Linked DNA regions of Mus musculus: region 1 is linked to region 2. The links are chromatin loops, found by intact Hi-C in ENCODE. Cell type or tissue: heart. All regions are shown on one strand. Links, peaks and the distances in the headings refer to the core of each region. The heading gives the core; the rest is flanking DNA.

Region 1 (12,667 bases), core at 1,623-9,622, 75 kb before region 2:
CTCTGAAAAGGCTCCGTGAGCCCTCAGCAAGGCTTGCTTGCCAGTCTGCCATTAGTCAGCAGGCTTGTCAACAGTTGTGGGGAAATATTTGCCTCTACTGTCAAATTTCCATCAAAACTGGCTGACATTTAGAATAATTTTCACTACTTTAAAGCTTAACCTGTATAGATACAGTACTTTTCCCCCAAAGAACATATTTTATGAAATCAAATAAATATCTTTACTTTTAAATATTATAACTATCTGTGTGATGTGTAAATGTTTTTCTTTCACATCCGTTTGTCTTTACGTATAGGTATGGAGGTCAAAGGACAACTTATAGGAGTTCATTCTCTCCTTCCACTGTGCAGGTTCCAGGGCTTGAACTCTAGTCACCAGGCTTGGCGGCAAGCTCTTTTACCTGCTGGTACACCATGTTGACCCTGTTCATACTGCATTGGAAGTCGGGTCTGTATATATGTAGCTCAACTGGCCTTAAGCTCTCTACCCCCTCACCTCAGCCCACGAGGACTGGGGTTACGGGTGTAAAAGTTGCTCCTGGCTTCTTTGAATCTTCAAAGCAGGCTGCCCGGGCCAGGTAAAACAGAGTGCCTTATCTGCCTTTTCAGACTGGAAAAGAAAGGGAAGCTGTCAAGCCCATCAGCTCTCAAACAATTTCAACTTAAGCTGATTAGTCTATCAAAAACAACTTCAGGGTGGGTGACTCAGTGGGTATAGCATGGGATCTGCCACGCTTATAACACAGTGTAAGGTGGAGGCAGGAGGATTATTGAGCCTTGTTCTAGAGTAAGAAGAGAGTGATAGAACAGGGCTCAGTGTAGCCTCTAGAAAGTCACTGGGACAGACAAAATACCATGGCTTCTGTCCAGAATTTATATACATACTTTATGTACAAATATTTATATACACCTACATACACATATCTCTTCTGGCTGTTTCTTCCTGACTGGATATGGGGCTCACATCTTCCATTTACCTACCCACCACACATCCATCAAACACTCCACCACACACTCCGCTGTGATCTCCACGGATCCAGGAGCTACACCTGGCTTTCCTTGCTGGAGTCTCCTCAGTGCCTGGGGCAGCCTCGGCCATATGTTGTTCCTGATACTCCACAAACTGCCACTGGGCTGAATGAAAGAGCACTGTGGTTGGCTTCCCTCTGCAGTGAGCAAACCTGGCCTGTCCCACCTGACTGGGGTTGCCATGTAAAACACAACCTTTGCATATGCCATGCTTGAATTAGAAAATGACTTATCCGCAATTCAAATCTAACTGGGCACCCCACATTGAACATGGCAATCTTAGTATTAATTATATGAGAGAATGGTCAGACTCAGTCCACCCAGAACCTCCAGGGGAGGCAAAACTCTAGGGTGCCATCTGAAGACCCAGTGACCTTTTCTGTCCTTTATTACAGAGACCCTGTGGTGATCTGAGTACTGCTCGATTTGGATGAGAAATGGCTTGGTGCTGGCTAAGACAGCCACAGGACAGAGCCCTGGCGTCCATCTCTTCTGCTGTCAAAGATCCTACTCTGCCAAGGGTTGAGAAGCCCAGCTGCTCAGATGGAAACAATACAGGAGGGGCAAGCAACCAGCTCCCCTCTCCCTCCTGCCAGGAGCCCGAAGCCTCAGGCTTTGCTCTGCACCTGCGTAATGCCTCTCCGATTAGGGCTTCAGCTAGTCAGGACCCTGGAGGAGAAATGTCTCTTGTGACCCATGTGCTACCAGCAGGCCATGGGAAGCCCATGAGCCTGTTTAGAATAAAAAGAGGCCACTCAATGCTAACAGATCTATCCCAAGTCCTGAAAATCAAATTATTCACATCTAGATGCTGCCCGATCATGGATGGACTTTCAAAGAAACAGTCTTCTGGTTTTCCTCAGGGCTCCTAGCTGCTTTCCTGGGCCTGTGGTGTGGGAGGGATCTGAAGTTTCTACTCCCTAGACCAAACCTCAAAACACCTAAGTCTAAAAGTTCCTGGTCCCCAAAATCATGGGATGGAGGTTGGTTGGAAGGTAAGCATTAGCCCAAAGGGGAGATATGGGAAGGAAGATCCCATTTGCTGCTTTGCCTAACATGGTCCCGCTTGATTCTGGGTCTCCTGGTATCGTTACAAACACTGCCCACTTACTCTCCAAAGTGTTTCTGTTTGGATTTTAGACAGCACAGCCGGCTTAGGCTGGGGACACACTGGGAACAACATCTGAGCCCTGGGACTGGGATGTCAGAAGGGGACATCTATGTGGGAACAGCTGCAAACAAGGCAGCCTGTGTGTCCCAGAACTGGAAGCGGGAAAGGGCCGCACTGGAGGCAGCCTCTCTGAAAACTGAGGTAGCCGGCTGCCCTTTCCAGATACCCTAGCCTTGAGTTCCAGGGGCAGCTGCTGTGAGCCTGCCCTCCCCTCCACGCCAGCCCACAGGAGCACATGCAGGCCCACACGTCCTCAGCTTCCAGGCCCCCAGAAAGCCCCAGCCCTGGCTCAGGCACATCTTCATATGAGGGTATCAAATGACTGGGAAGCTACCTTTGATCTGACACAGAGAAAGGGCAGGCCCTGCTCCTCTGACAGGACCTGCCTATCCAACCATCTCTGGGTTTTCTCTACAATTTTCAAAACCCTGGAGTTGGATGCAGAACAAGTTAAAGAGGGTTTAGAAATGGGGACCATCTCCTGGCAGCATCGCCACTCAGTGAAGATGGAGCTGAAAAAGGAAACCCCACAGGGAGTCAAACTCCTGGGGAGGCTGGAGTAAGGAACAATCCCGTAGACACACACACACACACACGCACAACCCCACATGACAGACAGCTTTGGTATTAGGAAAGGTTAGGATCTCAGGGGCTGAGTGTCCTATAGGGAGCACAAGAGTAGAGCAGGTCAAGGTGTTTGCATCCCCTGAGGCTGGTGGGAAAACCATCCTGCCTGCATCCCGCCTGGCCAAAAGGTATGGCTGAATACTGACCATGTTATGCAGCCAACACAGGGCTGACTCCAGGCTCCTCCACCACACCTGCAGGGTTTCATGAACCATTAGATGCTTACTAAGGCTCTGCATGGCTTAGCTACATGGAGTTGAGACCACGTGACTCTTACTGCCTCCTTTGGGCTCTCCTCTCAGTCTTCCTCTCTAACCTGTACATCACCAACACAATCGCACCCATTTCCAAGACTCTAACCCCCAACTGTGTTGATGTCGCAAACCAAGAATATTCGACTGTTGGGTACCTGCAGAGAGCCATACTGCATGGGAATTCCCTAGTCCAAGAGCACCACTCCAAAGCTGCCCACTGAAACCTGTTCCTCTTTGCTGCCTACCATTCTCTGCAAATGACAAGTGGCCATGGGGATGAACAGTCGCCATCCTACCACCCCTGCACTGTATGCGCAAACACCTAGTCTCTGATATAAGACCTAAAGACCCATTCCTACCCTACATCCTGTCTTTGTCACTCCCTTAACCTCAGTCCTCATAGGACAGACTAATACTCTGGAGAGGAAGAGGTGTTCCACACTCTACCTCTGCTCTCAATCTGTGCACTGCTGACTCCTTGGAACTGGCTCACAAGCCCCTAAGTCAGTGGCAAGCCAGGACCGCAGCCTGGTAAGTTACTCTAACATAAGTTGAACCAGCTTACACACATACAGTGTCATCTGAGAATGACCACTCTTAAAAGTGATTCTCAAACAACTCAAACCGAACTCAAGAGTGGATCTGGGGGAAAAAAAAAAACAACAACAACAAAAAAAAAACCATGCAAGCATGCATCTGCACAGATGTACCCATTCCTGCCAATTAAAAAGACCTCAGGCACAGAGACGCAGGCACCAATGCTCCACCTCAAGTTTCCTGTCACCAGAAGAAACCTCCTGAACCACCCTTATAATTTCATCAGGATACCCTTAAATGTGATTTTTTTTAAAGGTGAAACTGTAATAAAGGGGACCCTCTCAGGATGCATAGTGAACTCTCTACTAACACCTTCCACCCAGTCCAGCGTGTTTTCCAAGTCTACAGTGAAGCCACTGCTATGCTGAGGCAGCTGCCCTTGGAGAGTCCTCATGGATGGGGGGGGGGGGGAGCGCCCACAGACAGACAGATAGACACACACACACACACACACACACAAAGTGAACAGTTCCTAGCACAATTTAAGAAAGTCAAGTCTGCCAAGCTCTTTGACAGATGGTTAATGTCTTAGAAAGGACCTAGAAACCTAGCCTTGTCTATGAGACTTCAGAGACCTAGTTCGTTCCTTCCTTCCTTCTCCCCAGTATCATTCTTAATAGATTTATTTTTATTTTATGAGTACCTGGGAGTACTGCATGTGTGTATGTGTACACCTGGTGTTGTAGATGCCAAGAGTCAGATCGCCCAGGAACGAGAGCCACGGGCAGTTATGAGCTAACATGTGGGTGCTGGAAACCCAGGTCCTCTGCACAAGCAGCCACCTCAAGCCCTAGATGAGGTATTTATTTTTATAAGGCCTTGAAAGTCCAGTAGGAGTTGAGCAAGCAGAGAGCAGGATCTAGGGTGTCCCTACATCTAGAGAAATTCACCCTCCCTCTTACGCTGTTACACAGAGCCAAACTACCAGAGCAGGTAGCAGTGTGTCAACACTAGACTCCTGGGACAGCAAAGAGATCAGAACACTGGCTCTGGACCCAAACTGCGCCTTGTGACTTGGCAGGAACGATAACCAGCTATATAATCATAAGCAAGTTGTTAGACTCTTCTGGACCGGGCTAATGTGTAAGGCAGTAACTACTTCAGATACTAATGTACTCATCTGGATACCACCATGCCCTCAATCCCTTCTCAGAAAACAAAACAAAAAAAAAAAACAGTGAGCTCTCCTAAGAAGTAAGTTGCATGTTGTATGCATTATGAAATGATGGCGGCAACCATTTGTAAAAAGCCAGAGGCTTAAATGTTAGGTGTTAGAATAGCACCTGGCATACTGCAGGCGTGATAATAATAATTAATACTATTGTTATTATTACCACGGCTATGATTCCTTGTCACAACAGCTGCTCCCGTTCAGGCCAGGACTCAGTGGCATACATTTCTTTCACTTTTTTCTTCAAGGCTGACCTCAAACTCATGTCTGCTTGCCTCTGCCTCGGAAGCACCATCTCTCCAGGCCAGAGTAAAACACCTTTCCAAAGGTTCATCACTATGCCAGTGTCCAAGCCACCCGAGAAGCCTCTGCGGCTAGAAACGCCCATGAGTACTGTCACAGGGCATCCAGCCACTGAGAATGCTGCCCACATACCCAGTTTACAACCCTGGTAGCCTAAGTCACCTGACAGCATCTTTCACAGTCAGCATCCATCTCCACTGTAAGTTGTGTGTTACCGTAAGACAAAACTCAAGCACACATTCTAGTGAGGAATGTGCAAGCTGAATAAACACACACTCTGATACTTAACCCCAGGCATGCCGCCTCCCCATACCTTTTCCACAACATCTGCTTTAGAGGTATGCAAGTTCTTATCAGGACATCACCATGCCCCCGACCTTATTCAGGAAAGTGGTTATAAAGCTGTCATGGAAGCACCCGTGCCTGGAATAGAACCATTCATCTGGGGACAGCCGCCAGAGCTATCTCAACGCTGCAGTGAGCAGCTCAGGTGATAAAAAGGGCAGGCAAGAGCAAGTCACAGGCAAAACTCAACCTATAAACAGAATAAATGTTACCCGGCACTGGGCTCATCAATGAACACATCCTCCAGAAAACTCTCTTCTTTACGTTGTCTAAGGGTTTCTGTGATGCTTGCAAAAAGAACAATGATCTGCACAAGATTTTCAGGTAATGACTCATAGGAAGGAAGGAAGGAGGGAGGGAGGGAGGGGGAAGGGGGGAGGGAGGAAGGAAGGAAGGGGGAAAGAGGGAGTGGGAGAAAAGAAGGGAAGGGAAGGGGGGAGCTAAGGTTGGGGGGAGGGGAGGAAAAGATGCATTTCTCTCCCCCCTCTGTCCTCCTTTTGAGACAGGGTCTCAGTGTATAGCTCTCACTATCCTAAGACTAGGTAGACAAGGCTAGCCTAGAACTGAAAGACCAACCTGCCTCTGTCCCACAAGTGCTACGAGTGCACTTAAAGGTATACACCCACTATGAGCAAATGTTTGTTTTCAATAAACCTAAAGGCCCAGGCTTCATGGCCATACCTTTCAGTGTGTGTTCTAGAAGGCCAAAGAGACGTGTCACTGAGACAGGGAGAGAAGTTGAAGAAATAACATCCGATGGGCTTCAAAGTATAGATTTGACTTTATTACTTGCCTGAAATGGCAGTGTTTTAGAGGAGGAGGGAAGATAGACTCTTCACAGAGGCATCAGGTCAATGAAACCCATCTGCAATGAACTGTAATCTAATGAGTGATTAGAGTCAAGTGAGACTTTGCAACACACCATAAAGTCCCTGGAGCATTTTCAAACACTAAATGCACCAACTGTGCCCAAAGGTAGGGCACGTAGAAGGGTACTTGCCAGGAATCTGTTACAAAGAATAGCATGGCATCAGAAAAGGCCACTGGCATTTTAAAAAAAAAAAAAAAAAAACAAGACACTTCCCCAAACACCCCCAGAATAAACCAGGTCTACTCTCAAGTGCAGGCTGAACGATGGAGAAAATCCTAGCTCGGCAGAGATCAAATTCAATGTGTCGGCACACAGCCCCTGAGCATCTGAAGAATAGATGTGAGTGTTCCCCAAGCCACCCACACCAGCACTGTGCCATAACTAGGGATATGGCTGGCTGACAGAGCAAGTGGTCGGGCACCTGTTTAACTCTGCACTCACGCTAAGAACGCACTGCTGTCTTCCCCACTCCAGCACAGACCCTGTGAGCCCCTGTGCCCAAGGCTCAGCATCCCAGCCACCCCAAGTGAGAGAAGAGATGCTCACTAATCCTACCCTCCCATGCTAGGACCCTGCTGTGTCTTCCCAAACCGGGACCCTGGGGACACCTTGCCATGGCGCACCCAGGCACCATGCACCCTTTCTATCTGTGCGGTTCTTCACAATTGTCTTTAATGATGGTTCTTACTTGGAGGAAATAAATAAACTTGATATAATTATCTCTTTTCCTCTAATTCCAAAAGTAACATATGTTCACTATTTTTAAAAACCCCATTAATACCAAATCCTATAATAGAAAGGCACACTGCAGCCCCACTCTCCTCCGCAGCCACCGTGAGTGGTTGTAAATGACTCCAGACTGTTTTGTGATCCCACCCACACAATGCATTTGAATGATATCAAAGACAGAACCTTTACTTAGTAATCAACAAAGCATTGCAAGGATTATGTATAAATGGTAATTTACACTTGTTGACAGGTTTCTGTATCAATGGAATGGGGCACAAAAAGATAAACTAGACCACACACTCTCGGGTGAAATACAAGCCATCGCTGTGCAAGGACCTGGGGCTTTAGAAGGGGTTGGCAGAGAAGGGCTATATGACTGACAGCACATACCCTCGTCCTTCAACCTCCTGCCTGCTATGGGGCTTCTCCCCTCTGCCCAACAGTTCCTCCCATCACACGAACAAAGGCCCATAAAAGTCTGCTCTCTACACATTCCACTCAGGAGAGCTCAGACAGATCTCTCCTTAATAGAGCCCAGCCTCCTGATAGAGCCTAGACCAGCTCTGCTGTGTACATGTTCTCACACACAACTGCATTCTCCCCAGACACTGCCAAGAAGTAGGGAGGGATACCCTGGCTTCCTTGCCTCCAGTCTTCTGATGACAACTGGCCCAAGGAGACCTCACAAGTGCTTATAGTCTAGGATGAGACAAAAAGGAAACATGTCTTCTGACCCTAAAGTCCCTTCTGACACTTGATGTTTTTTATTGGGTCTATGCTATCGAAACCTATCAAGTTCTACTCATAGCCAAGGGGTCACCTGAAGTCCCCCAGAAAGGATACTCAGGTATTATATTCACAAATGCACACTGTACTTCCAGAAGGAAGCAGTTAGCCACAGAAACCCAACACAGATCACTGATGGCCCCCGATGTTCTTTCTTGTCTCTATGGCTACGGCCTACAATCACATGTCCAGTGGCGTGGCCGTACCAGTGAATTCAGAAGCCTGCGATCCTAACCCCGCTTCCATACCCAACAGGCCTCTAACAGTCTCCACCTGTCATGACTGGCCCCTCCAGTTTCTCCAATTCTCCATCGCCACTACCACACACACTATTTCCCACCCTGGTGTAAGGCTATAGGTAGACCCAAGATGCAACCATGCTAATGGCCTCTCCTGAAAGAAATAGCTCTTCACCATATTACACAGAATTTAATTCAAAACAGACTGCACAATGTGGTTTGAAACACGACCCTTTCAGAATAACAGAACAGAGAAACTCTTGGCTAGGCCCTGGGCATGACAGGCAGAAAGCAAAGCTCACCCCACAGACAGTGTGAAAATTAAGCCTCTACATTTTTGTTTAAAGTTTTACTCAACTGAGCATGGTGGCACACACATAGAGTCTCAGCATGTGGGAGGTAGAGGCAAAGAATCAGGAGTTCAAGGCCAGCCTCAGGACAGATCCTGTCTCAAAAGAACACCCCACTCAAGTTTCACTCACCTGGAAGTTCTGGTTTGCTTGGTTTGGTGTTTACCCCTCCCACCCCAATGTAAAAAAGACAGCAACAAAGCTACAATATGGAAAAAACTACTTGTACACCACGAGTCCCACAAGGCCCTGTCTCTAGAAGATTCTCTAAATGTCCAGTTAGAAGATTGAAAAAACACCTGAAGTGATGTCACCCCCCCAGGAGCATTCATAACCCAAATGAACACAGGAAAAGGCAGTCAACTTTAGTGGTCACTAAGGGAATGCAAATTAGGAACACAGGCGCTCCTGACGGCAGGGCACACCTTTAACCCCACACACTTTCAATCCCAGCACTTGTGAGGAGGCAGAGATAAGCGAACCTGAGTTCTCAGCTCATGGCCAGACCGGTCTAGACAGTGAGTGCCGAACAACCAGAGCTACACCGAGCACTCCTGTCTTGAAATAAAAGATACAGAACAAAATGGTGGTGAGGGATGCACAGAATGTAGATGAGAACGTGCAACAGTGCAGCCATCCTGGGAAACAGCAGAGGAGTTCCAGGTCTCCTCCCCAGGTAGTTTATCCTTCAGAAAGAAATCTGTGGGCCCCCAATGGAGGAGCTAGAGAAAGCACCCAAGGAGCTGAAGGGGTCTGCAACCCTATAGGTGGAACAACAATATGAACTAACCAGTACCCCCAGAGCTTGTGTCTCTAGCTGCATATATAGCAGAGGATGGCCTAGTCGGCCATCATTGGGAAGAGAGGCTCCTTGGTCTTGCAAACTTTATATGCCCCAGTTCAGGGGAACGCCAGGGCCAAGAAGTGTGAGTGGTTGGGTTGGGGAGCAGGGGGAGGGGGGAGTTTATAGGGGACTTTCGGGATAGCATTTGAAATGTAAATGAAGAAAATATCTAATAAAAAATTGGAAAAAGTTAAAAAAAAAAAGGAAAAGAAAAGAAAAGAAATCTGCCCCACAGGCTCTAATAAAACCCCCAAACTCATGTTCACAGAGGAGTGGAGGTGGTAAAAGGCTAGTCAACCGAGATGCCCTTCAACATATCTTTAACCATTTGAACTTAAGATGGGGAGATGGTTCCGTGGCTAAGAATGATGCTATGTAAGCATGAGGACCTGAGTTCAAATCCCAGAACCCGTGTAAAAATTAAGGCACAGCAGCATACACACCTGCTGACTGTGGTGCAGTGTACAGAGATAAGAAGGTCTCTAGGGCTTGCTATTTGTAAGGCTAGATCTAGGTTCATCAAGGGGACACAGTCTTAAGGGGATAAAGCAGAGAGCGATTAAAAAAAATAAAAGATGCCTGATGTTACCTGGCTTTCAAATGTGTGTACATATGTACACACACCCACACGTACATGCATATCACACCACATACACAAACACACAAAGGTTAAATGATCTGTTGTTCACATATACCAGGGGAAGCTTCTTAATAATAAAAGGGTATAAACTATTGATCTGAACATATAGCTGGATCAGCTTCAGTTTGTAACTAAATGGTGCTCAGCAGAAAAAATACTACTGTCAAAAGACTATATAGCACATGTCTAATTCCACTAATTTAAAAAAAATGGTAACATCTAAGAAAAGGAGGGCAGATTGGTGGTTGCCAGAAGACAGAGATGGGTAAGGAAAGGGTAGGATAGAACATAGCACGGTCAATAAGGAGCAACCCAGGGTCCCTTGTGGTGCTGGAACTACACTGCACTCTGACTGACAGAACAGGAAAGACACTGACTACAACCTAACGAGCCTAAACGCATGTGCACAGGAATGCACCCCTATGTGCATGCACGCACACACTGTTGGAGAAGCTGAGTGAGCTGAATGGGCTACACTGATGTAACATCCTGGCTGTGTTATCACAACTGTACAAAATCTAACCACTGGGGGAAATGGGCAAAGTGCACACAAAGGAACCCGTTGTGCACTATTTCTTACAATTGCATGAATCTATAATTATCTCAATAAAATTTTCAATAGAGAAAGTACTAGCCTCCAACTTCCCTTGGGCCCTTCATGGTTTGGCCAGCAATTCTGCTCTGCCTGTCCAGGCCCCATTCTCCCAGAGTTGTAATAGGCCCGCTCCACTTCTCCAGAGCTTATGGGCCAGCTTAGCCATGTGGCCTAATCACTGTCATCCCTCAAGCCCTCTCCTGCGTTGCGCCTGGAAACAGAAGCAACTCTACCCTCTAAAGTCTCTTCTGGCCATCGTTCCATCAAAAATGCCATTAATTTACAAACCTCTCGTCCAGCTCACCATGTGGCCAAACCTGTCCCTGCCCTCAAAGTTAAGTCTTCTCTTAACTTGACAGCCACCCAAGGTATCTTATCTCTTTCCACCTATGTTCCTCACTGCATTTCAAAGCCTGAGCCATGATCAAGTGTCTGGCGGGTAAAGAGAGACTGAATGGCGAAATCAACTCTGTTAGAAACATGAGGTCAGGAGCCACTGTGTTCCTCTGGATCTTTTTTTTTTTTTAAGATTTATTTATTTATTATATGTAAGTACACTGTAGCTGTCTTCAGATGCACCAGAAGAGGGAATCAGATCTTGTTACGGATGGTTGTGAGCCACCATGTGGTTGCTGGGATTTGAACTCAGGACCTTCTGAAGAGCAGTCAGGTGCTCTTACCTGCTGAGCCATCTCACCAGCCCCTCCTCTTGCAAAACTAAAATGCTATCCAGCCCTACGGTTCTCAAACCTCAATGACCACGCAACACACCCAAGTGCTCAGAGCAAGGACAGAGACTCTTTAAGCTCTTGCCCCATCCCTCCCCTTCCCCGCTCAGCTCCTCAAATCAGGTAGAGGAACCATGGACCTATTCCTCTGTTTCTAAAATGGGGGGGAGGGGGAGGCAACATTGGAGTTGGGGTGTAGTTCTGCAGAGTACTCATACAGCATGCACAAGGTCTAGGTTCAACTCCAGCACTGGACACTGGGCATATCCAGTCATGTAATCCCAGCACTAGAGAAGCAAAGGCAGGGGGAACAGAAGTTTAAGGTCATGTTTCCGAGCTACATAGTAAGTTCAGGCCAAATCAGACCCGATCAGAAAGACAGAAAGGAAACTGGGAAGGAGGGAACCCATAGGAAGCAATCTGTTTTCTCTCCCCATAGCTCTAGACATTTTATTTAAAACCTACGCCAGGAGCCTGCAAGGTAACTCAGCAGGTAAAGGCGCTTGCCCTTCCAAGCCCGATAGACCCACATGGTGGAAGGGACGAGCGGACGGCCACAGTTAGCCTGAGCTCTCTACACGTGTGTGTACAATACAATACAAATGTAACATTTAATCCACACCAGTTTTGACCTTGCTAAACAGCTAACCTGGGAACATAAGCGGCTGCCACCACTGCTCCAGTATGAGGGCTTACTTCTCAGCAGCAGGCATCCTGGCCTGAGCTCTAAGTCCCCAACTCCCCGCAGGGCAAGCCCCACTGACAGATACCTGGGACAACCATATGATGCAAGGCACCTCCTTCCCACCCTCTCCCAAACCTGCCTCTCCTGTCTCCACTCCCCATCTCATTTCATAGTCCACCTACCTCCCCATCACCCAGGAAGACAACCCCAGCATAAACCTATTCTTTCACAAGCCACTTCCAGTCAGCCAGTTCTATGGGTTCCACCTTGAAAACATAAACAAACCATCCCCAAGCCACATTCAGCACCAAAGCCAGGGCAAGACTGCAAGAGCCACTGAACTCATCTTTGTCTGCCGTGTTGGCGTCATACACACGGACTAAGCCATGTTACCTGTCCTGAAACACTGCAGAGGTTTTCACTCAGAATGAGTGCCAGCCATCTTGGTATGGTGTGTGTGCCCTCCACCACACAGTACCAAGCTACATGGCAGCGTTTGTAGCAGGTGCCCAACTGGCACACTCATTTTCCTGCTGAATCATGCTATTTCAAAGTAAGGAACCCACCCCTTCATCCCACCATTCTGAATTAAGGCTCCACAAGTCATGTGAAGTCTCCTGTCGACGTCTACAGATGAACAAGGCTAATTTGTGTGAAGTTATCGGCTATAACCCTGCGACTATCTAGAAATATGCCTTCACCAT
Region 2 (12,667 bases), core at 2,423-10,422:
CCTGAGTTCCGATCTCCAGCGTCAGGAGTTACTTCCCTAGGATCTGTACTCAATGCTCAGGACCAAGACAGACATACACAGAGAGACAGACAGACAGGCACTCGCGCACACACACACAGATACACACACATGCGTGCATCCACAATTCCAAAACTAAATTAGATATACTCTCAATTTGCCTGGAACTTCAAATGCACTGTCTATTCTTCTATACTTTGGTTGTTCTTGCTATTTGAGCATATTTTAACACCTATGTGTTAGCAGTTACAAAACCAAAGAGATTACACTCCTGGCTACCTGTACCTCAAATGAAATGGCTTAATTGGGTAATGCAATTTTCTCTAAGGAATCCCTACTTACAAAATAAAGAACCAAAGTTCTTGGCAAAAACATTTTATTTTGCAGCTAGTAAAGATGCTTGCCACCAAGCCTGACATCCTGACCTCAATCCCTATGACTAGCAGGTAGAAGAAAACTGAGGCTTCTTATCTCAACATATGCGTGATAATGTGTGCACAAATGTACCTTTGCATGGATGTACACACTCAAAATAAGTAAGTCAAATGTTTTTTTTTTTTAATTTTCTCACATTAAAAAAGTACTAATGCCAGAAGCTGGAGAGATGACTCAGGAATTAAGAGTCTCCTGCAGAGGACCTAGGTTCAGTTCGGAGCAAGCACATGGTGACTCACAACGACCTCACACTCCAATCTCAGGGGAGCCGACATGCTCCTCTGTCTTCTCTGTCTCCTGTCTCTGCAGGCACCAAGCCTACAAACATACAGACAAATAAATATGTAAATATTTAAAATAATTAATCAATTAATTTTTAAAATACCAAAATAATCTATTTTCTTTGTTTGTTCTGAAACAGGGTTTCTCTGTGTAGCCCCGGGGAGTTTCTCTATGTAGATGTCCTTGAACTTTCTCTTCAGAGCTCTGCAGACAAGGCTGGTCTCCGACTCAGAGGTCTACCTGCCCCTGCCTCTGTCCCTGCCCCTGCCCCTGCCCCTGCCCCTGCCCCTGCCCCTGCCCCCGCCTCTCCTAAAGCTATGCACCACCACCAGCCAACTTCCCAGAACAATCTAAAAGTAAGAGGTTCTAAACACAAAGTGACAGGATTGTGCTGAACTGCTAACCTCTACTCTGCACAGTGAATTCATGCCTTTTCATCAAATTTCAGAACACCCTCACTGTTAGAGTTTAAATATCAGTTTTCCTACAGAAGACTTCCTGGCTTACAGTTCAAATCACTGAGAGCAGACTAGAATTGAAGGCTCTGACCTATTCAATTTATTAGCCTACTGATGGTCCACTGGCCTTTCAGAGAATTGAAACAAAGTTTCAGGGATGGTCCACTGGCCTTTCAGAGAAATGATACAAAGTTTTAGGGACACTGTGCCACCTAGGTGGAGGAAGGCTGTATCTTATCCTGGAACTTCTGTCTCTGCCTCTGGGCCACCCAGGAAGTGATCAACTTCACTCTGCTTCACCCTGCCACCATGAGCCCACTGAAACTATGAACCAAAATAAAACCTTCCTGCTTTCGGCTGTTCCTCAAGAATCCCATCAGCGCACTGAAATAATGGATACCACATGCAACCTTGATGTAATGACAGAGAACTGAAGTATCTGCCAAAAACTACAGGACAATCTCAAGATGTGTGACGAATTCAACCAGTATCCATGACAGACAATTCCACACGTCACTGACCATCTATTACATGGCCAGAGCCTCTGGTAACCAATGTATATGGAGCATCCATATGCCAGGAATTTCCTAGACCACAGTTTATAAACTGTGGGTTGAGATTCAACATGGGGATAGTCAAGCAAATGAATGGGGAGGGCACCAAAAAATTGGCAACAATAAAGTTTCTGAAAGGACAACTACCAAAAAAATAAGTAAAAACCAAGTATATAAACCCACAGTGCTCTCAGCTGCACTCAGCCATGATGGATCATAGCACTTGCTATAACCTTGGTTCCAAACACATAGCATGTGCACTTTGTACTGTGCATGATGTCACCCATGTAACGACAAAGATGCTGTTCGAAACCCCTTGGTTGACCAGTGTGGTGGCGCAAACCTTTAACCCCAGCACTTGGGAGGCAGAGGCAGGCGAATTTCTGAGTTTGAGGCCAGCCTGGTCTACAGAGTGAGTTCCAGGACAACCAGGGCTACACAGAGAAACCCTGTCAGGAAAAAGAAAAGAAAAGAAAAGAAAAGAAGAGGGGAGGGGAGGGGAGGGGAGGGGAGGGGAGGGGAGGGGAGGGGAGGGGAGGGGAGGGGAGGGGAGGGGAGGGGAGGGGAGGGGAGGGGAGAGGAGAGGAGAGGAGAGGAGAGGAGAGGAGAGGAGAGGAGAGGAGAGGAGAGGAGAGGAGAGGAGAGGAGAGGAGAGGAGCCCTTGCTTGAGATTCAAGGCTTTGTACACTGTTCAAGTGTATTTGTAGTGCACTGTGCCCAACTCTTGTAGAAACAGCATGGTTTAGAGTAAACAAATCTACACTGCAGTTTGTAGGCATGTGAATACCAAATTATATCTTGGAATGTGGTTTTGATTTTTAAAATTGCTATATGTGGGCTAGAGATGTAGTTCAGAGTGCTAGGCTACAAGGTGTTAAGCCCTGGGTGGATATTGTGGATCACTAAGTAGACCCTCTGAGTAGACACCACAGTAATTCCAGCACTGGAAATTGGAAGTGGGGATAATGGGGTCAGGAGGATCAGAAACTCAAGGCCATCCTGGGCTACGTAGTTCAACACTAGCATGTGTCACAAGAATCCCACCCTCAAGAACAGATACATAAGCAAAATTTGCTGAGATGAAATAGTCCTAAACATATTTCCGCAATTAAAAAAGCCTATGTGACTTTATATGAATAGCACATAGGCAGGTGCTCATAGAAGACAGAGGACAGCAGATCCCCTGGGACTGCAGTTATGACCTATCATGTACGTGCTAGGAACCAAGTCCAGGTTCTCTCAAAAGCACTACATACTCTTACTAGCCACAACTCTATCCTTTGGTACTAAACATTTATACAAAAACCATGCTCTCAGCATTTTCAACAAATGTCTGAACTCCACACGAAAGAACTGCTTGGGTGAAAGGGGGGTCATGATCAGAGAAGTCAGGTACCAGACACCGAGCAATCACCCTGGCAAACACAATGTGCACAGGACCTCTTGAGAGGCTGTAATCTAGTGGGCAAGCTGGGGGATGAGTGTCTGTTACTGAAAGGAATAAGTAGACAGCACTTTCAAATATGCATTATAAGAGCTCATGTTACTAAAATAAATAAATAAAAGGTGAAATACAAACATATAGGCTTTAGAAAAGACAAACTGTTTCTTTAAAAGGTGGAAGAAGTGACTAATCCAAGCCCTTCTGTAATCTACCCAAAGAAGCTATTTCTAAAATGCAGTGAGTAAATATAAACTTGATGATGAAAGACAGGAGAAAATACCTTTTTTTAAAAAATAACAAGAAATGAATAGTTGTTAGATATTAAAATACTTGACAGCACCAACCAGCGAGACAGTGGGAGTGAAGTTAAGAATGAGACGTGATGGCTGCCCTCCTGCCACAGAGGTGACATCTTCTCCACTGACTTCCCTTATATGCCCCTATGAAATATTCAATATATTCTATTATCATTGTTAATTACTGTACCTCTGTAATACGTTTATTTAGTATATGTGTGTGGCTGAATGCTTGCCAGTGTGTGTGTGTGTGTGTGTGTGTGTGTGTGTGTGTGTGTGTGTGTGTGTCTCAGAAGTCTGTCTCCTTCCAGTGTGTGAGTCCTCTGGCTTTTGCTATTGAAGCCTGCAGTAGTAAAACTCACTGAATTTCAAAGACTCTCTGACACAGGAAGCCTCAGCACGTGCACTGCATATTTATACAATTGATCACAAGCAAGCACTTGCCAAAGGCTTCTAGAACATTTCTTCCATATTGCTCAGAGATGGAATGAAGCAAGGGGAGGGGCCACCAGGCAGGACGCTCAGGTCTAATGACACACCTGGCTTGCCTCTTGCCAGATGCTCAGCTAACCAGAACTCTATGGTGCCCCGAGGGCAACTGGAAAAATTCCTCACCCGCCAAGCACTCTGAAGCCACACTCACAGCTCAACCCATCCACAGGGTGGACAGTCAGCAGAAAGCGGAGGCTGGAGACTGGCAGTGAAGGTCAGAGGCAGTTCGAATCCCCTTTGTTGTTATGGAGATAATGGGGGGGGTGTCCTCAATGATGTCTCTTAGATCAAATGGAGAACAAGGACCAAGACAGAATAGCTTCTGTCCAATGAAGCTGCCTTTCCAAAACACTCCATCGGACATATTTGCCCACAAGTTTGTGGACCAGACAGCCTTGGGCTCCATTAGCAGAACCGGCTCCCGCTTGCCTAAGGGATAAGTGGGGAAGGATACAGGTTCACTGTAAAACAGGTTTACCAGAGAGACCCTGAATCTCTCCTGAAAGATGGGCAGCAGGACACAGGAAATGCCAGTCTTCCGGAGGTCTTTCCCGGCTTCTGCACACGCACTTCGTCTGCCCCTCAGCCACACAGCTTCACTCACGGTTCTCTGAACACAAGGGCCAAACACCTACTCCCCAGGTAGCATCTGCCTAAACAGCGAGCGCCTGAGCTCTACTGCACATAGGAGCATCAAAGCTGGGAATGCCGCCTCAAGCCCCAAGAGTTTGGGAAGCAGAGGTGACCAAGCCTGGGGCAGGTGGCCTCTCTGATCCTAACATCAGATGACCTGTGGGCAAGTTGGTCTTCCTATTGAAAGCATCTGACTGTCCGGTGTGATGGCAAAAACATCAACATCAATGACATCAGCTGACCCTGCTGTCAGCCCGAGTTTTGCAAGGGTTCAATCCTGTAATTTTATCGTCTGTCCAAGGAGCAGGACTCTGCCATCAGACCCTCAAAGGGAAACATTTGTTATCAAATGGAAATCTATTTCTGGTTCCTCTTTGTCTCCTTAGAGGAAGGTTCTCAGCAGATCCTAGCCAATACATCCAAAGGTCCTAAAAGCCTTTGGAAAGGGACAACACATAACATCACACATGACGTGCACGGCTCACAAACAGCACAAGACACACAAAATGTAACATACAACACACACAAAACTCACCAGAAAATATCTAAGATACAAACCAAAGAACCACAACATATGTAAAACATACAAAATCCACAAAGTTGGAGCACTCTGGGGCAGTAGCAGGAATAATTTCCTGCACAAGGTTATAGGCCAGGGCCCTGTCCTGACAAACACCACTGAACTTTTCAGAGTCCGTCTTCTGTGTCTTCTGCACCTAAAGAAACAAACACATTCCTCACAGATCAGGAGCTGCTCTGTGAGGTAGCTAATAAGATAATCTGTTACAGGAGGCTTACAAATCCATTTAAATTGATTTTAATTAATGAATCAATCTCAGACCCAATGAAAAACTAGATCCACAGATGGTAAGCAATACAAAGATTTCAGTCTCTAACCCCAGCCTGGAATTTACATAAAAAAGAAGGGTGTTTTCTGCTTAATGCAAGAAAATAGTAGTAACAACAAATTGTAACCAATTGCATCTCAGTTCACTGCCCAAGCAGCCTGAGGTGAAAGCCTCTCTTCGGTTAGATCAAATCCACCCCACTTGAGGAAGGGAAATAGATTTCAGAACGGTTTCCACACAGCTCACCTAACATGAAGGGAAAGGGGGTGGGGTTATGTACCAGGCTGACATCGGAAACACCTAAGATCAAATAAACCCGTCTCTTTCAGAGTCCTTCAAGCTGGACAGAATTTTACCTATGCACCCCCAAACACAAGCATAAAATGGCCCTCCGCCCAGCTGCGTGCTGGGTTCCAGTCCCCAGCACCAAAAGTAAAATAAAATAAAAAAGACCTAGGCAAACTTTCTCATTTGCTCCGATTTTACTCTTTCTAGGGACTGACAGAGCAACTGCTCTTTCAGAATGGCTGTTGGAGAGGAGCTCGAAACAGTCCCCCACCTAAAGACAGTTTTACAGTTGGTATTTATTTATTTATTTATTTATTTCTCAGTGGCTTCTCACTGGCCTGCTGACCCACTCTATTTTTAGAATCCAATCAGAATTTCCCAGAACAGATTTCAGGTAATTTTTTAGATAGATAGATAGATAGATAGACAGACAGACAGACAGCAAAGATCTGCGACCAACACCAGTTATCAGAGGGGAACCATGAAAGGAACCAAAAGAGGGAAGCTCATCATTCAAACACTTTCCAAAGTTTGGGAGCATCCCATCAAGGCACACTGACACACAGAGTGAGTTCCTCCTGGCAGGGACGCTGGCTCTGTGCAAAGGGAAGGCTACTGAGAGGGAAAATGCAAGCCGCAAACGACTGCTTCAGTGTTTCTCCCTCCCTCCTTCAGGACAGTTCACAAAACAGTTTGATTCAGCAAGCGAGAAACAAATGGAAGACTGGCTGGAACACTGCAAAAGGAACAGCCACAAAGACTCTGCATCAGGAAGTCGACTGCAGGGGAAAAAAAAAAATCAGGATACAGGCCAGAGCTTAGGCAGAGAGGCTGTTGGGCTTCCCCCACCTCCTGTGTGTGTGTGTGTGTGTGTGTGTGTGTTGGGAGGATGTTTCTGTCTGCTCCTCTCCCTCTCTGTGTTTCTCTGTGGCCAGCCAGTCTCTCCCCCACAAGGGGAATAAACAAAAGAACTCTGCTCCTGAGCTCCCAGGTGTGAGGACCCTGGCACCATGTGGCCTGAGTGGCAGCAGCAATTCTAGGGATTTAGTCTGTGCCTTTCGGGCTGGGCTGTGCAGGGCTCTACAGCAAATCAGGGAGTGTCAATACAGCCTGAGATTCAGAGCGAGACCACAAATTATAAACAGTTTCAGCAAATTGACTCGAGAGCTTTTGTTTCTCAGACACCCATGCAGGCAGCGGAACCTCCCCACCGCTACAGCCCGGGACTGGGAAAGGAAGTCGTTGAAGCCTGGATTTCCTGCTTTTACTGGTAGCCAAGAACTATGAGGCTTGTAGTGGTTTCAGGAACTGACTCATCCCATGATTCACGGATAAGACACTGCCTTTAATATGCTTCTGACCCAAAGACTGGGGAACTTCAAAACCAACCTGAAGTCACACTCCATTCTTACAGTACAAATGACTATTTAGGGCAAAATAAACAGGACACCAGATTACCATTCCTTAGGCAGAGGCAGAGAAAGTGAAGAACATCACGTGGCACCCGTGATCAGAGCTTAATCCACAGGCTGTGACTTGACAACAGCCCAACTTCCCCAAAGTGGATAACAGGTGGGATAGGGTTATTTTCAGACATCATTCCCCTAGATGTAAAAATAGATTTAGCAGAGCAATATTTTAATTTAGGCCCATGTGAGGTTGAGGCTCCATATACCCACGATGCAGAAGCACATGGCTGGTGGGAACTGGTTGAGAAAGAGACCCGGAGGCCAGCTGACCAAGGAGCAATGGGTAACAAACACTCCACTGTGTATGCAGGAAGGCTACAATTTTATTCCTACTCTTAATTGACCAGACTTCTTTCCCTTCTGCACACACACAGGCACATATGTATACACGTGCTTAAACACACACAAGCAAACATACAGTCCAGGGCTTACAAGCAACAATCTGCGAAGCAACAGCCCCTCTACTCTCACAAGTAACCCTAATCAAGCTCAGGGGGTCACAAAAGACACCAGAGCAGGGAGGGGCTTTCTGGGAAGTTCAGTGAATAAGAAGGGTGTTGAGGGTTTCATAGCAAGTCCAGATGATCAAAATACATCATAGATGCATGAATAGATTATAAAAATGTTAGTACTGAAACCCTGGCACTTCTGGAAGCTCCCCTAACAATCTCCATCAGTTTATCAGCACAGACAAAACAAATCCACTGGATTTGTTTTTGGTCTCCTCCCCAACACAAACACAGAACAAGAAGCACACACAGGGCAAGTTTCGAGAGTGGTTTTCATAGGCGCTTACAGATATCAGCACAAGCTGGGGTGCAGAGGGAAAGAGGGGCAGGGAGGGAAGAAAACAAGGGCACAGGCTGGATGGGAGAGAGTGGAGAATAGGGAGGTGACCAGGTGAGGCCAAAGTGCAGGGGGCTGGCAGGCGCTGGGCAGCAGGGCTCCTCCATCAGACTTACTGATATCGTGACATCAGTGGCTCCTATCCAGAGTTCTCTCTTGAGAGCTTTCAGCAATGCCTCCTGTAGCTTCCACTGTGCTGGGAAGCCACAGGGTGGCAAGGAAAATTCCCTCCAGGCAGAGACTCGCCTTGTGAATTAAGAGGGTCTGCACCTACTTCTGGGTACCCGTGGAGTAAAAGGGTGGAGACAAGCCAGGTAAACTGTACCCACAGCACAGAAGAGCCATTAAAGGAAGTTTGTGAAGTAGGGGACATTAAATGGATATGACTTCCCAGGCCTGGGAGGTCAGCTCAGTGGAGTCAGAAGACCTTAATTTTGGATTACCCTCTCCCGCTGTTTCTAGGCTGAGCTGCACTGCCCGTGGCTTTGTTTTGCCAACAAGAAAGAATCCGCTAAAGCTGAAAGCCCAAGCACCAACTGAACTTCTGAGGAGATTATAGCTAGTTCTTTTAAAAACAAGCCTACACACACACACACACACACACCTTTTTCTACCTAAGTGATGTACCAACATGGGCCTAAAACATTTTCCAAGAAGCAGAGGCAGGAATAACTAAAAGTAAGTTAAGTAAGAGGCTTGTTAAACGAAAAGCACACACTGGGTTGTGACGTATAGGACGTGCTAGCACAGTCCCACAATGCAGTAAAGCGCTAGCCCTGCTCCTCCGAGACCTGCCAGGAACTACAAAGTCAACATGTTTTACTTATAAAGATAATAAATTAGTGAGACATTCTTTAAAATGACTGAAACATTAAATATATTCTATTTTGAATCCTTTGAACAGAGGACTTACGGACTTAATCCAGTATTTACTGAACAAATGCAATGGCCCCAGAAGTATCTTCAAATAAAGTCGGCAGCACGCAGGACCCAGAGTCACCATGGAGCGAGGCACGTCCACTTGGGCTCGGTTCGGTAGACAAGAGGTGAGACATCTACCAGGCAAACATGAGGAGGGAGCTTTGGTCTTTGGAGTCAAACCATGAACCACAGTGGAAGAAGGAAAAAAAAAAAGAGGCTACTCTTCAGTTTGGGGGATGTTTGGTAGACTCGGAAGCTGGAAGGGTGGTGGGAGGGGTTTATTATATAGCCCCAGGCAGGTCTCCTGGTTATCCTCCTGACTCAGTTTCCTAAATTACTGGAACTGCAGGCAATGCCACTGCACCCGACTAACTAGAGTTTTTCTTTAGTAAAACACAGGGTAAACAGAAGACGTGAGGAAATGGCAAAGAAGACCCAAAAGAGCCAGGCATGGGAACACACACACAACGTTAAGATGAACCGAGTAGCAGACGTACGTAGTGAGGTCCAATTCCAAACAGGAGCGTGGTATCAGAGACCCTGGCTAAAATAAAGTGTGACTTCAAAATTCTTCCCATAGAAGGAACGTAACTGCAGAGACACTTGTTATAAACCTGAGAGTTCACAAGAGGCTGAGCATGAAGGGGGCACAGGGTACGAGGAAAGTGTCCTCAGGAAGCAGGAAGCAACGAAAGCCACCGCGGCTAGCCAGCTATGAGTATGCGCAACTGACCAGAATGGATTCAGACACATCAGAAAACCTAAAATCTAAGACTACAAAAATCACAAGACAGAAGACTGGTAGACACTCGCCTAAGTAAGGCGCGAGGTTAGGGGTGACTCTGCCTTCCTTTTATGGAAATGGAAGGCAAGGTTAAACAAACAGCTGGCAAAAGTATCCCATTGCAATAGCATTCTAACAGAGGAAAAGAAACTGAAATACGGGATATAAAACGGGAATATGGTGCATCCATTTGTAAAGTCAGCAAGCATAACCAATCATGTTCCCATCATGAGACAGAGCAAACATTAGGTGCATGTCAAACAAAAAACTTAAACACCTGGGGGCTGGAGCAGTCCCGACCATCCAATTTGCAATGGTCAGTTCACAGCCACCTGTAACTCCAGCTCCAAAAGAGCCGCACACACAGACACATAATTTTTAAGAAAAAAAAAATTTAAACCAACCCAAAACAGATCAGACTCTAGATTTAGGAGCTTCTAGATCTAACTCCTAGTTGCTGAAATCCCAACACGGAGCAGAGAGCATGATCATCTTCAACGGTACTGTGTCGTGCCGCTGCAGAATCCAGATGGAGCTGACAGTGAGGATGGCGCTGGAGCTCGCTCTGGCGCGATCTCTCTCTCTCTCTCTCTCTCTCTCTCTCTCTCTCTCTCTCACACACACACACACACACACACACACACACACACACACACACACGTCACAGAGGGAGTTCAAGGGTCGGAAGATCCTTACCTTCTCCCTTGCTCACTGGTGTACGCACGCTCCAGGCTGGCTGACCTGTGACCTACAGGTTCTCCTGCCTCCCGCTCTCACATCGCTGTGGGAATGCTGGGTTTCCAGGCACTGGGGCTGCCTCTTTCTCCAGCTTTATGTGGCCTCTAAAGATCAGAACTCAGGTCCTGGAAATTGTGTGGCAAGCACTTTACCCACCCAGGCATCTCCACAACCCCACAGAGTTTGAAGAAACAGCCACCAGGCCTGACCTGTTGGTCTTGCTTGAACCCTGATCTGAACAATTTAACTAAGAGGAAACATTTTATGAGGCAATCAAGGAGCTCTGAGTAGCGATGCTAAGCAGTTATTAAGGTGCTAGTGTGACTGTGATAATGGGCTTGGTGGGGTTTCCTTTTTTTAATGTTTGTGTGTGTGTGTGTGTGTGTGTGTGTGTGTGTGTGTGTTCATGTACGTGTGTGTGCACATATGCATGTGTGATTGTGTGTACTTGTATACATGCAGGGGTATGTGTGCACACACTCGAGAGCGCACACGAGTGTTCATATGGTAATGTATATGTAGCTGAGCACAGGTGCTTGCAGGGACCAGAAGAGGGCATCAAACCCCTAGAACTGGAATTACAAGCCAGACAGGGGTAGTAGGAAAAGAACCCCAGTCCTCTCCTGGGAGAGCAGCAAGCGCTCTTAACTTCACAGCCATCTCTCCAGCTCCACCCACCCACACCCACTGTAAGAACACATACTGAAACTCCATAGATGAACCCACATGGCATCCAGAAATGCTTCAAGATAGAGATGGAGGAGAGGTGCCAGAAGAGGGCTGTGGCACCTTGAACAGAAATGGCTCAAGGGGGTAGAAGGGAGGGGGCTTTCCCTGACCTCTGCTAGCTGCACTTTCTCATGACTGAAAAAATCTAAAACAGAATAGAAACAGGAAAGTCAGACAGCAAAAGCAATAGGCGGCAGTCAGCTTCAGGGTGCCAGTGACCACAGTCCTAATTACAATGCCACTGTTCAGGAGGTACCGTGCCAATCCTTGAAAGCCCACAGCTGTCCATGCCACAGGTAAGAACCAGTGTTCCTCAGGATCAATGAAGCTCCCAGAGTCGAACATTAGTCAAACTCTCAAGTGCAGAGGCTAATGTAAATCACAAGTTGTCGTCTTTGCAAAAAACACTGAGTGCTGCGATCTATAAGCCAAGAACTCCAGTACAACAGGAGAGAGAGAAACAGAGAGAGAGACAGAGAGAGACAGAGAGAGGTCAGACCTGGCAATCTGTAACCCCAGAGCTCAGAAGATGGGATGGAGAAGGATGCACCTTGAAGCTAGCTTAGGCTAACACAAGATACTCAAAGGCAGGTGAGAGACAGAAGGAGAAAGGGTGAAGGGGATGGAGCAATAGCAGGAACTCCAGCCAAGAGGAGAGCTGGGAAGCCAAAAACACACCCAGTGGAGGCAGATGAGAAAGGTTCCATCTTAGCAGGACTGAGACCTGTGGTGGAGGGAGCCGGAAGCTCAGGCAAGGTTGGAGGGACACACAGTGAAGCTTCCTGAAGGCTGGCTGTGAGATTTGGTGGGCCTTACACCCACAAGCACTATTGCCTCCCACACCTTTCAGGGGAGGACACAGTGCCTGGCCTGGGGAGGATCACACTATCAATTGCAGAAAGAGCTTGGACCTGTGTCTGATGGCAGGGATATTAAGCTAATTTGCAGAAGCCTAAAAGTGAACTAAGCTGGGGTCACGCCAAAACTCTACAACACAAACATCTAAGGGGACCGAGAAGAGGGCTAGCTGTGGCAGACGAAAAGACAAGAACCCACAACTGGCAAGCAGGGACCCCAACCACCAACACACCCAAGGAGAAAAACAGTTACAAACCTTCCTCTCTCCTAAAAACCAAAGTGTCTCCACCTCATCTCAAAGTTCAGCCTCTAAATAGCAGGTGATAGCCCAGATGGGAAGGTGAGAGTGGAATTAATCAAGGTTATCTGGGGGTACCGATCCTAGCAGGTGTCATTTGCATAAAGCAGCCTTGGGGAAACTGAAGGCAAACCTCTAGACTGCCAGCCTAGAGACCAGTGGGGCAGAGCAGCCTCCAGCTTTCCAACCACACCTGCCCCTCCCCCCACGGACTACGGGAAGCACGCAGGCCCCCTGCTCTCACTTCCAGAGGCCAGACTCAGGTCCTCACAGAAC

The links. Hi-C counts contacts between places; a loop is a spot of excess contacts. Peaks named below come from ENCODE experiments on the same cell type or tissue, not always from the same donor. Only the 100,000 strongest peaks of a DNase experiment are listed, where the experiment ranks them.
Region 1: it touches region 2 in a loop (2.0-fold over the local background); 5 of 42 quality-filtered maps call a loop at or near these places.

What each region holds. Positions count from the first base shown.
Region 1 is chr7:112,765,752-112,778,418 of GRCm38, reverse strand. The region is part of intron 2 of Tead1 (TEA domain family member 1); the gene reads right to left. Among named protein-coding and RNA genes, the nearest start is that of Tead1, 93 kb to the right of the region's middle. In heart, for the core only: no CTCF peak of the experiment used is centred there; a DNase peak (open chromatin) is centred at 4,628; H3K27ac peaks cover 4,033 bases.
Region 2 is chr7:112,691,613-112,704,279 of GRCm38, reverse strand. All of the region lies in intron 1 of Tead1 (TEA domain family member 1), which reads right to left. Among named protein-coding and RNA genes, the nearest start is that of Tead1, 19 kb to the right of the region's middle. In heart, for the core only: no CTCF peak of the experiment used is centred there; DNase peaks (open chromatin) are centred at 6,659 and 6,989; H3K4me3 peaks cover 876 bases; H3K27ac peaks cover 5,117 bases.